2 separate regions of the Homo sapiens genome follow, and region 1 is linked to region 2. A link is an interaction called in ENCODE POLR2A ChIA-PET data of the cell type or tissue named here. Cell type or tissue: PC-9. All regions are shown on one strand.

Region 1 (5,000 bases), 940 kb before region 2:
GGAAAGGAGGTTAGTATGACCTGTTCACCCACTTTTTTTTTTCCCATAGCCAGTTATTTCTTCTTTTTAGCAAGAAAATAATGTCTCAGTGGGTAAAATAGCCAGAGAAAAAATGAGAGGAAGTGAAATAATCAAAGTCATTGATAATGAATAGAGGGATTGGTAAGAAATCATAAAATGTCTGCCTAGATATTGTTTTTTTTCTGGAAAGTTTGGAGGAATTGTCCTGACTGACCCAATCTTTCTGTCTAAAAACATACTAGCTGGCTGTCAATGAGGTGAGCAGGCAAGGTGGGATCACTCGCACCAGCCTCTCATAGCAGCACTTCTGCCATCTCCTGTGAAATCTACCACACCCAACAAGACATGCTTAGTGAATGGGGTGGAGGCTGGGAAAATTCTGTGTCTGAGAGTTACTCTGAACAGCCAGTCCTTCCCTGGTAAAATGACTGACGCTTGGTCGGCCACAGTGGCTCATAGCTGTAATGCCAGCACTTTGGGAGGCTGAGGTGGGAGATCACAAGGTCAGGAGTTCGAGACCAACCTGGCCAACATGGTGGAAACCTGTTTCTATTAAAAATACATAAAATTAGCCAGGTGTGGTGGCGGGCACCTGTAATCCCAGCTACGCAGGAGGCTGAGGCAGGAGAATTGCTTGAACCTGGGAGGCGGAAGTTGCCGTGAGCCGAGATCGTGCCACTGCACTCCGGCCTGGGCGACAGAGCAAGACTGTCTTAGAGAAAAAAAGAAAGAAAATGAGTGATGCTCTGCCCTGGGCATGCTGCTGGTGTGTGGCAAGGCTGCAGCAGCACTCTCAAACAAGGGACTGCATTGCAGCTGCTTATTAATAGAAGGCAATTAGGGACATTGCCACTCAGTGACATCCATGGAGAGTTGCAATCTCACTTCACCATTGTTGTTGTCTTACCTCATCCAATTTTCCAAAGAGCCAATTAAAAAAAAAAAAGAGATAACTTTATTATGGAAAATTCAAAACATACAAAAGTAGAATCATCATTGACCCTCCTATAGCTATCACTCACCTTCAATAATTAGCAACACAAGACTAAGGCATTTAAAAATGCATGTTTTTAAAACATGTATTATGTTTTAAAATATGTCTATAAGAAAGTGCACAATGAAGCATTTTTTTTTAAAGCTCTGGAAAAGCAAGCAAATGTGCTTTTTAAAACTGCTTTGGAGTTACAATTTTTGAGTCAATATGCCAGTGGAATCATGCATATGGATATAGGTCTGAATCCCAGCCTGCCACGTAGGTATGGACAAACTAACCTCTCTGGGCCTCAGGTCCTTCATCTTTAAAATGGGGCAGTAATAGTCCTTTCAGGCTTAGAGTGAGGATTAAGTGGGATACATAAAACACGCTCTCAGGAAGTGGGTGGCTGCTATTATTACAGGTCTTGCTGTTTTTGTTGTTATAGTAGTGTTATTAGCACCCCTGCAATTCCTGCCACCAAGCCAACAGTGTGTCATCAGATGGGTATGTTCTCAGGAATGAGGACACACACTAGTTCTGATGGAGAAAACTTTATTTGAAAACTGTTTCACCTGTGGTTTTATATATAGACTCCTGCATTATGTAATGGGTGGTGATTTTAATTTGTCCTGTGTGCTTACTTAATGGTAGGTCTAGCAATGGTCTCATGGTAACCACCTCATTTTAACCAGACTTACTAACTAGCCATCCTTAAGGTAAAACTAGATCCTACCAAGAAACCATGAGACAGCTAGTTGAGAAAAGGGTCTCCTTTTCCAGAAAATGTCCCCCTCTTTGTCATATTCTTGGTTTTCTAGGTTCAGGTCTCTGGTGCTCATTTTGCCTTGTCTCTATTTCACCCTGGATTTTCATAACATCTCCTTTTTTACCTCTTGCTTTGTTCTGTCTCCTTTCTCTCAAAGGAGGCTTTCATGTATCAGAAGGAACGAGTCAATTTAAGACATGGATCATCCAGGGAGAAAAACCTGCTGGAACAAATAAATTAGTGCAGCCTGACGTGGGGCATGTAGAGAACACTCCCATCTTGTTGGAGTGGTTTCTTTTTTAAAAAGCAGACAGCTGGCGGGAAAGGGAAACCAGAAAAACCTGATCTGTTCCTTGTGTTCAGTGGGCTGTGTGGAAGATTGGAGATGAGGTTTTGTGTCTGGCAGTAGGCCAGAAGGATAGTGTAACTTTAGACTCTGAGAGTGGGCAATCATTGTGACAAGCATGGATTTTAGCCAAGGGCTCTTGAGTTCTGACTGGACAAGAACCTGACTGGGTCAATCCTCCAAGTTTCTTTTTTTTTTTTTTTTCTTTTGAGACAGAGTCTTGCTCTGTCGCCCAGGCTGGAGTGCAGTGGTGCAATCTCAGCTCACTGCAACCTCCCCCTCCCAGGTTCAAACGATTCTCCTACCTCAGCCTCCCAAGTAGCTGGAATTACAGTTGCATGCCACCATGCCTGGCTATTTTTTGTATTTTTAGTAGAGACAGGGTTTCACCATGTTGCCCAGGCTGGTCTTGAACCCCTGGTCTCAAGTGATCAACCTGCCTCAGCCTCCTAAAGTGCTGGGATTACAGGTGTGAGCCACTGTGCCTGGCCCCAAGTTTCTTTTGCAGCATCAACATTTAACTTCTAAACAAAAAACGAGCTGCCCTTTTTTACAGTAAGATAGTACTATGAACTACAGCAGCCATTCACTGAGTACTTACTATGCGCCCTACACTGACCTAGCTGAACACAGCCTCAGCTTTCCAGAACACCACCATGAGGTAGGTGACGCGATTTCCTTTGTGCAAAGCAGATAATTAAGACTCAAATAGTTTTAGGAATGTGCCCACGATCAAACAGTAAGGGACAAAGTCAGAATTCAAATTCACATCTCCGTTGACATTTCAATCACCCCTTTATTTTACTTTGCTCCCCTTCCCCAGCCAAAGCACTGTAACCTGTAATTACATTTAGAGTTGTATTTGTCATAATGGTGATGGTTCTGTTTTTGTCAAAATTACATAGGCTATAAGTTATAGACTAAGACTGGCATGGAACTGAGTGAAATTTAATGAAATTGATGCAGAATTGGGCCTTCATTTAAGCCTAGTGATTGCAAACACTGTGATTCTGCATTCTCTAACCCAGGGGTCCCCAACCTGTACCCCAGGGCCAGGTACCAGTTCTTGGCCTGTTCGGAAATGGGCCACACAGCAGGAGGTGAGCAGTGGGCAAGCAAGCATTACCGCCTGAGCTCCTCCTCCTGGCAGATCAGCGGCAGCATTAGATTTTCATAGGAGTGCAAACCCTATTGTGAACTGCACATGCGAGGGATCTAGGTTGCACGCTTATTATGAGAATCTAATGCCTGATGATCTGTCACTGTCTCCCATCACCCCCAGATGAGGCCATCAAGTTGCAGGAAAACAAGCTCAGGGTTCCCACTGATTCTACATTATGATGACTTGTATAATTGTTTTATTACATATTATAATGTAATAACAATAGAAATAAAGTGCATGATAAGTGTAATGCACTTAAATCATCCTGAAGCCACCCTCCCTCACTGGTCCATGGAAAAATCATTTTCCATGAAACTGGTCCCTGGTGCCAAAAAGATTTGGAACAGCTGCTCTAACCCTCCCACCACCTTCACTCACTTCTTGTATGTTGTCCTGGGCTAAGGGCTGTGGAAATGTTCATGGGGTCTTTGTTCTACCATCTCAAACTATGTGCAAATCCTAAGAAACTTGTGAGATAAAGTATTTGGCTAGTGGGAAAAAAAAAATTGATAACGTTTTTAACATTAACTGGAGTGACAGTTTGGTAATTGGCTCTCTGAGAAAGCTTCAGCATATTCTGAAAATTGGCAGGTAGCTCCAGAGTGAGCTAATTAGTTAGGAATGACTTTTAATACTCACTACCTTTAATAGCCTACCCTTGGAGAAAAGACAGATAATGAACACTGGGAAATCTATGGTGCTGCAACTTGACCTTTGTGCCATTTGGGGGAAATGAGGAAGATGAGTCATAATTTATTATTTAAAGTCCTCCTTTTATAATGTGTTGTTGTGAAAGATTTGACAAATAATGATTGCTCCTTTAGGGACTAATTTAATCAAAGAAGCAGAAAACAGGAAGAATAGAAAACTTGTGTGACTAAGCAATGTTTAATTTTATTTGAAACTGGCTCCACCACCCTGGTGATAGGAACAGAAGGTCCTATGGAGTCTTCCCATAGCAAGAAACCAGGCTTGTAACAGGGTGTAATAGAGTGACACCCCACACCTGATGCCCTGTAAATGCAGAGTCTGCAAATGCCTCTCTTTTGATGCTTTCTCAAGGTAAGTCATAAATGAAGTCTTACTGCTTTAAAAAAGTAGCTTGCCAACAGTTGCCCAGGCTCCCCATGGGACTGCGCTTCACTGAGCACCTGAAGAAAGTATTCACTGGAAATGGGCTCTCCTGGGAGACTGTCTGGATCCCGAGTGTCTGGCGTTCATGTTCCCACACCTGGCTGCTGCTTCTTGCCCTTCCTTGGCTGCAGGTGTGAGTGCTTGTTTGTTTAAACCTCGCTCAGCACTGCTTGGAAAAACAAAACAACATGGTTACTTGTCTGGGCATTGAATGTTCTTCCTGAATTTTGGTCCTGCCCATTGGCCCAGAGGCGGAATGGGTGGGGCAAGTTTCGGTGTGAGTTTGGGAAGTTTCGAGAAGACGCTATGGGCTGGGTCTGTTAGGTTGGGGTTGCTCTTGGTTTTAATCCTTTTGGAATGTCTTGAGGGTCAGGAGCGTTGCCATTGATGGCTATGGGAGTTGTCAGGCTGTGGCTCTCTTTCTCACAGAGAATGCCAGAGGCACTCGGGAAGGCATTTGCCAGGGCTCTGACAGATGTAAAGTAAGCCTTATCCATGTTGTGTTCTCACCTGGACACCTGGAAGGTGCTCAGTATAGAAAAGTCACGAGCTAGATGAGATACCAGCTTGATGTCGACTCCCTCCCCAACAATGG
Region 2 (5,000 bases):
CTGTGGGCATTGTGAGAGATGGAATGTGAGCCTGCATAGGCAGATTTTGACTCCTAAGAGAAATTTCTGAATTATCTTTCATGTCTTAAATTTCATCTCGTATACTCTGTCCAGTCACTGAATCTCAAGGCTCCTTCCTTAAACCATCTCTGGAATACTCTGTCCACTTCCTCACTGCGTTTTTGAACACTGAAACACTCTCCTAGCTACCTGTCTCTTCTTCAGTCCCCTGCTACTGCCAGAATTGTTTCAAACAGAAGTTTTGTTGAATCACAAAACTTTGTGTCCGTCCATTCTTGGCTTTATCTTGTCTATTCAATTTTATCTCTTACTCCTGTTAAAAGGAACCTGTTTTCCAGCATGCCAGGTTTTTTTTTCTTTAATTTTTTTCTTCCTTCATAATTAGTGAATGTACCAAACTCTCATATCTCTTCCGTGATTTTGCTCATGTTTTTATCCTTGTATGGGATGGAAATATTTCTTCTTGCCACCTGATCAGATTCTTACTCATTGCTCCGGGTCCAGCCGAAGCCCACCTCTTGCTCAGGGCTGTTCATAACTCATTTGCTCCATATTGATCTCTACTTGCTTTTATTCTTAAAGCACTGAATATAGGCATTACTCATTTTGGCCTTTAGCAATGTATGGCTTTCTTCAAAGTGGTAAGTAATGTTTTTTGCGTACAATTTGCCTCCTCAACTAATTAATAAATTCCTGAAAGACCAGTGTTTTGTGCTCTTAACATTACATCTAGCATATTCTGTATGCCTGACAGGTACTCAGTAGAGACATTAATGGCTGGGTAGGCATTGATTGTTTTCTAATTCTCTTTTAATTTAAATTGAGATACCTTGGAAAAGGAAAATCCAACAGCAATCTGTAAGGGAAATCTGTGTAGCTTATTTGTGATAGATGTGTGAATTGTGGTGCTATTAATGTCATTTTGGATATGAAATATGTGTCATTTTGAGCTTCTGGTAATGGAAATGTGTAAATGAAAAAATAATAGTTGATATGTATCATAAAACATTCTGTTACCGAATTTTAACTTGATCTTGATTTTCTTCTTTTCAAATACCAGATACTTCTCACCACTGCATGAATGGACATTTGAAAGTGCCATAGCCAAACACTTGCAAGCATGGAGACCTCATCAATGCTTTCCTCATTGAATGATGAGTGTAAATCTGACAACTACATTGAGCCTCACTACAAGGAATGGTATCGAGTAGCCATTGATATTCTGATTGAACACGGGTTAGAAGCATACCAAGAATTTCTTGTCCAGGAACGAGTTTCAGACTTTCTTGCTGAGGAAGAAATTAATTATATTTTGAAAAATGTCCAGAAAGTTGCACAAAGCACAGCACATGGTACTGATGATTCCTGTGATGATACCTTATCTTCAGGGACCTACTGGCCTGTTGAGTCTGATGTGGAAGCTCCAAATCTTGACTTAGGCTGGCCATATGTGATGCCCGGACTCTTAGGGGGCACCCATATAGATCTCCTTTTTCATCCACCAAGAGCACATCTACTTACGATAAAAGAAACTATTCGGAAGATGATAAAAGAAGCAAGAAAGGTAATAACATTTCTATTTTGAAATGAAAAATTTGAAACATGTAGAAAAGTAGAGAGAGTAATAACACAAATATGTATGTTAATAAAAGAATCTCTATATGTATAGGCCATGCCTATTGTTTTTAGGAAAGTACCTATGGATACACAGGAAGGTTGTATTTCCTATATCTTGCATATATCCAAGAGAGTGGCATTAGGTCTCTGCTAAAGAAAAGAGATTTCCTTTTCTTAATAATGTACTCAGGAGATCTCTTCTCCCAGAAGACTGAGGTATGTTGACTAGGAATAAGATTACTCAACACTCATAATTTTAAAGCACCTAAATTTTTCTTCTTCTCTGAAAGGAAGTAGTTGGTGGATATGGTGAAGTTTTCTTTGTTTTTAACAGGACTGAATACCAATTCTTGCTCTGAATGTGCTTTATGCTATTAAATAAACCATATGTTTACTTATCTATTTTCCTGAGTTGTGTGGAAACAGTATAAAATCAACATAATAATGTAAAATTCTAAAGCAAGATTCTGAGATATTTAGCATTTTAAGGCTTTGGTGTTCTTTATCAAATATTTATATTGACTTATACATCTCACAGATCTTATTTTAGAACTTGGGTAAAACTGTAGGACTCTTTAATCAAGCAACAAAAGTTATTAAGAGTTTTGTATCTACTCAGCACCATGGTGGGCACTTTGGAGACTACAAAAAAATTTGCCAAGCTCAATCTAGAGTTTTAAAATGTATGGGCAAGGCTGGGCGTGGTGGCTCACACCTGTAATCCCAGCACTCTGGGAGGCTGAAGCAGGCGAATCACTTGAGGTCAGGAGTTTGAGACTACCCTGGCCAACATAGCAAAACCTCGTCTCTACAATAATAATAATAATAATAATAATAATAATAATAATAATAAGCCGGATGTGGTGGCGAGTGCTTATAGTCCCAGCTAGTCAGGAGGCTAAGACACGAGAATTGCTTGAACCTGGGAGGTGGAGGTTGCAGTGAACTGAGATTGCGCCACTGCCCTCTAGCCTGGGTGACAGAGCGAGACCCTGTCTCACCAAAAAAAAAAAAAAAAAAAAAAAAAAGTATAGGCAAAAAGTTACAATTTTTAATTATAAAGTGTGCATTTTTTAGTTATGACTATGTGATACAAAAATTTAGATCTAAAAGGAACCTTAGGAAGCACACACGCATGACATTGCTTTCTTCTATGCCAATAAGACACAGAAATGCTTGCAAGAGTATGCTTTTATGAAGTACGTCAATATAAGACCCTTGAATTCCTCAGTGACATGGCAGTTTGCAAGACAGGCAACTAAAAGGCTAACAATAATGTAGAGAGACACAGTGTTCTGAAGCTAATGTCAAATGCAAGCTTTGTAAAAATGAGGTAATTTTTTTCCCTAAACCTTTTGAGTTTAAATAACCTGTCTTTTCAGCTGTATTAATTCCTTTAACAGTATTATATTAAATAAAGTACTAATCCATTCCAGTTGTTAAAAATTAGCTATAGAATCAGGCTCACTGTAAGTGACCAAACTTTTATTGAATGAATTGAACTGTCATTCAGCTTTCTGAATTGAACCATGAATATTTTTTTAAACAGCGCTATCTTAGGCCTTGTGAACAAATTATACAATTGCATTTTGTAAGGCAACAGTACAAAATTTGAGGCTATATGTGAGTCTTTGTAATGGCAAAATAATAAATATCAAGTATTAATGTTTGCTGATTTTGTTTGGTGACATGATATGCTTTTGAAGCACAATGTTAACAGGAAATTGAAATCCATTTTTGAAAATACATCAGTGAAGATGAAGATTCTTATTGTAGTAACTTAGTAATGCATTTATCACCCTGCGTGATAGCTAGTTTCCTTTGGGACATTGCATTATTGTGATACAAAATGTTAATTCAGGAGATATCATAAGTTTTTGGGCTAGCACCCACTGGGAACCGAACATTAGTCATGATCTTTTGATGTATTTTTCTTTCTAATGTGGCAGCTTTGTATTTAATGAGCCTCTAAAAGTAATATCTTCTACCCGGTCACTGTCCGTTGAGGACTCCCACTTGAATTAGCGAGCTGAAGAAATTGAAGTCCATACTGTAAAACAGTAATGTGATGTGTGCTTCTCTTTCATAAAATCAATGTGGCATACAAATAAGAAAGACAATTGCATCTTTTTTCTACTTGTATAGCTATAGCTAAGTTGAATTTGAAAGAAGAGAATTATTTGATCTTGTAAACTGAGTATACTGCCAAATATAAATTATAACAGACGACTTCGATTTGGTGCACATGGTTTTTGTTTTTAATTTTATTTATTTTATTTTTTTTATTTTTTGTTTTTAACACAGAGACAAGGTTTCCCTATGTTATCTAGGCTGGTCTCAAACTCCTGGATTCAAGTGATCCTCCTGCCTCAGGCTCCCAAAGTGCTGGGATTATAGGCATGAATCACCACACCCAGCTGTTATTTTTTAAGGTGTTAGGGACTGTGCTAGTTTCTACCCAGATGCAATAAATATTGAAGTCAAATTGGTTATCTTTGCATGGAATATGTATTTCTCAATTATTTTGGAAGATTCTTTATATGTCGCCATATCTACTTAAAGATTTTTGAAGAATTAAGTAATCTGGGGAAAAAAGTTATTGACCCCATTTTTAAAAAATTAAGATTATTTAGCTTATAACTGGACATGGTCCTGTGAAGAATTTTTAAAAGAACAAATATGAAATAAAAGCTTACCAGAACACATTGCTTTTTAAAGATTAAATGTGGTTTTCATGACTATCATTTACTCAACAGATGTCATGCTCTTATTATCTTTCAGAATCAATGGGAGCCTAATAGTCATCAGGATAAGCTTTCTGTTTTTGAATTTTTTTCAGAGGGTAATTTATCTTTATTGGTAACTCAGTGAATTGTCATGGCATTGTAAAGGGATGATCTTTTTTTTTCATAAAGTATTTGGATAATGTATATTTTAATGGATAAAGTTTTTTTTTTTTTTTGCTTCTAAATATCTCAGGGAGAATCTTTTGGTAATAAACACTGTAAAACTCTACAGAGATATGAAGCCAAACCAGTAGGACTAGACACCGTCAAAACAGAACCCAGGAAAAGATCTCAGATAAGAATTTAAATCCATTTTCACTTTTGTGTTTGCAGTTGAGATAAGGTACTTGTGAAAATAATGCCATTTTATGGAAAAATCTTAAACTAATGAAAATAATATAAAAGTTATCTGCTTAAAGGCCCAAACATTTGAAGTCTGATTATAAGCACCAAGTTAACCTTCCAGTCTCTTATGAAAGGAATTAAAAATGATTCTCAATCTCAACTGTCTTTACTGGAAAGAGGTGAAACATTTTGTGTTTGTTTTTGAATTTCAGTAATTTATATGCTCTCATT

Evidence for each region. ChIA-PET counts read pairs that join two places held together with the same protein. Peaks named below come from ENCODE experiments on the same cell type or tissue, not always from the same donor. Only the 100,000 strongest peaks of a DNase experiment are listed, where the experiment ranks them.
Region 1: POLR2A ChIA-PET joins it to region 2 with 15 read pairs; 1 of 35 experiments calls an interaction of 5 or more read pairs at or near these places.

What each region holds. Positions count from the first base shown.
Region 1 is chr6:53,925,246-53,930,245 of GRCh38, forward strand. LOC101927189 (a long non-coding RNA gene) reads left to right here and starts at 4,737. Exons shown (of 4, transcript NR_125842.1): 1 at 4,737-5,000. RefSeq lists a silencer at 3,846-4,140. In PC-9, no CTCF peak of the experiment used is centred here; DNase peaks (open chromatin) are centred at 1,506, 2,116 and 4,026; H3K4me3 peaks cover 1,448 bases; H3K27ac peaks cover 4,358 bases.
Region 2 is chr6:54,869,106-54,874,105 of GRCh38, forward strand. It overlaps FAM83B (family with sequence similarity 83 member B), which reads left to right. Exons shown (of 5, transcript NM_001010872.3): 2 at 1,082-1,585. The coding sequence starts at 1,142. Among named protein-coding and RNA genes, the nearest start is that of FAM83B, 25 kb to the left of the region's middle. In PC-9, no CTCF peak of the experiment used is centred here; no DNase peak of the experiment used is centred here; H3K27ac peaks cover 760 bases.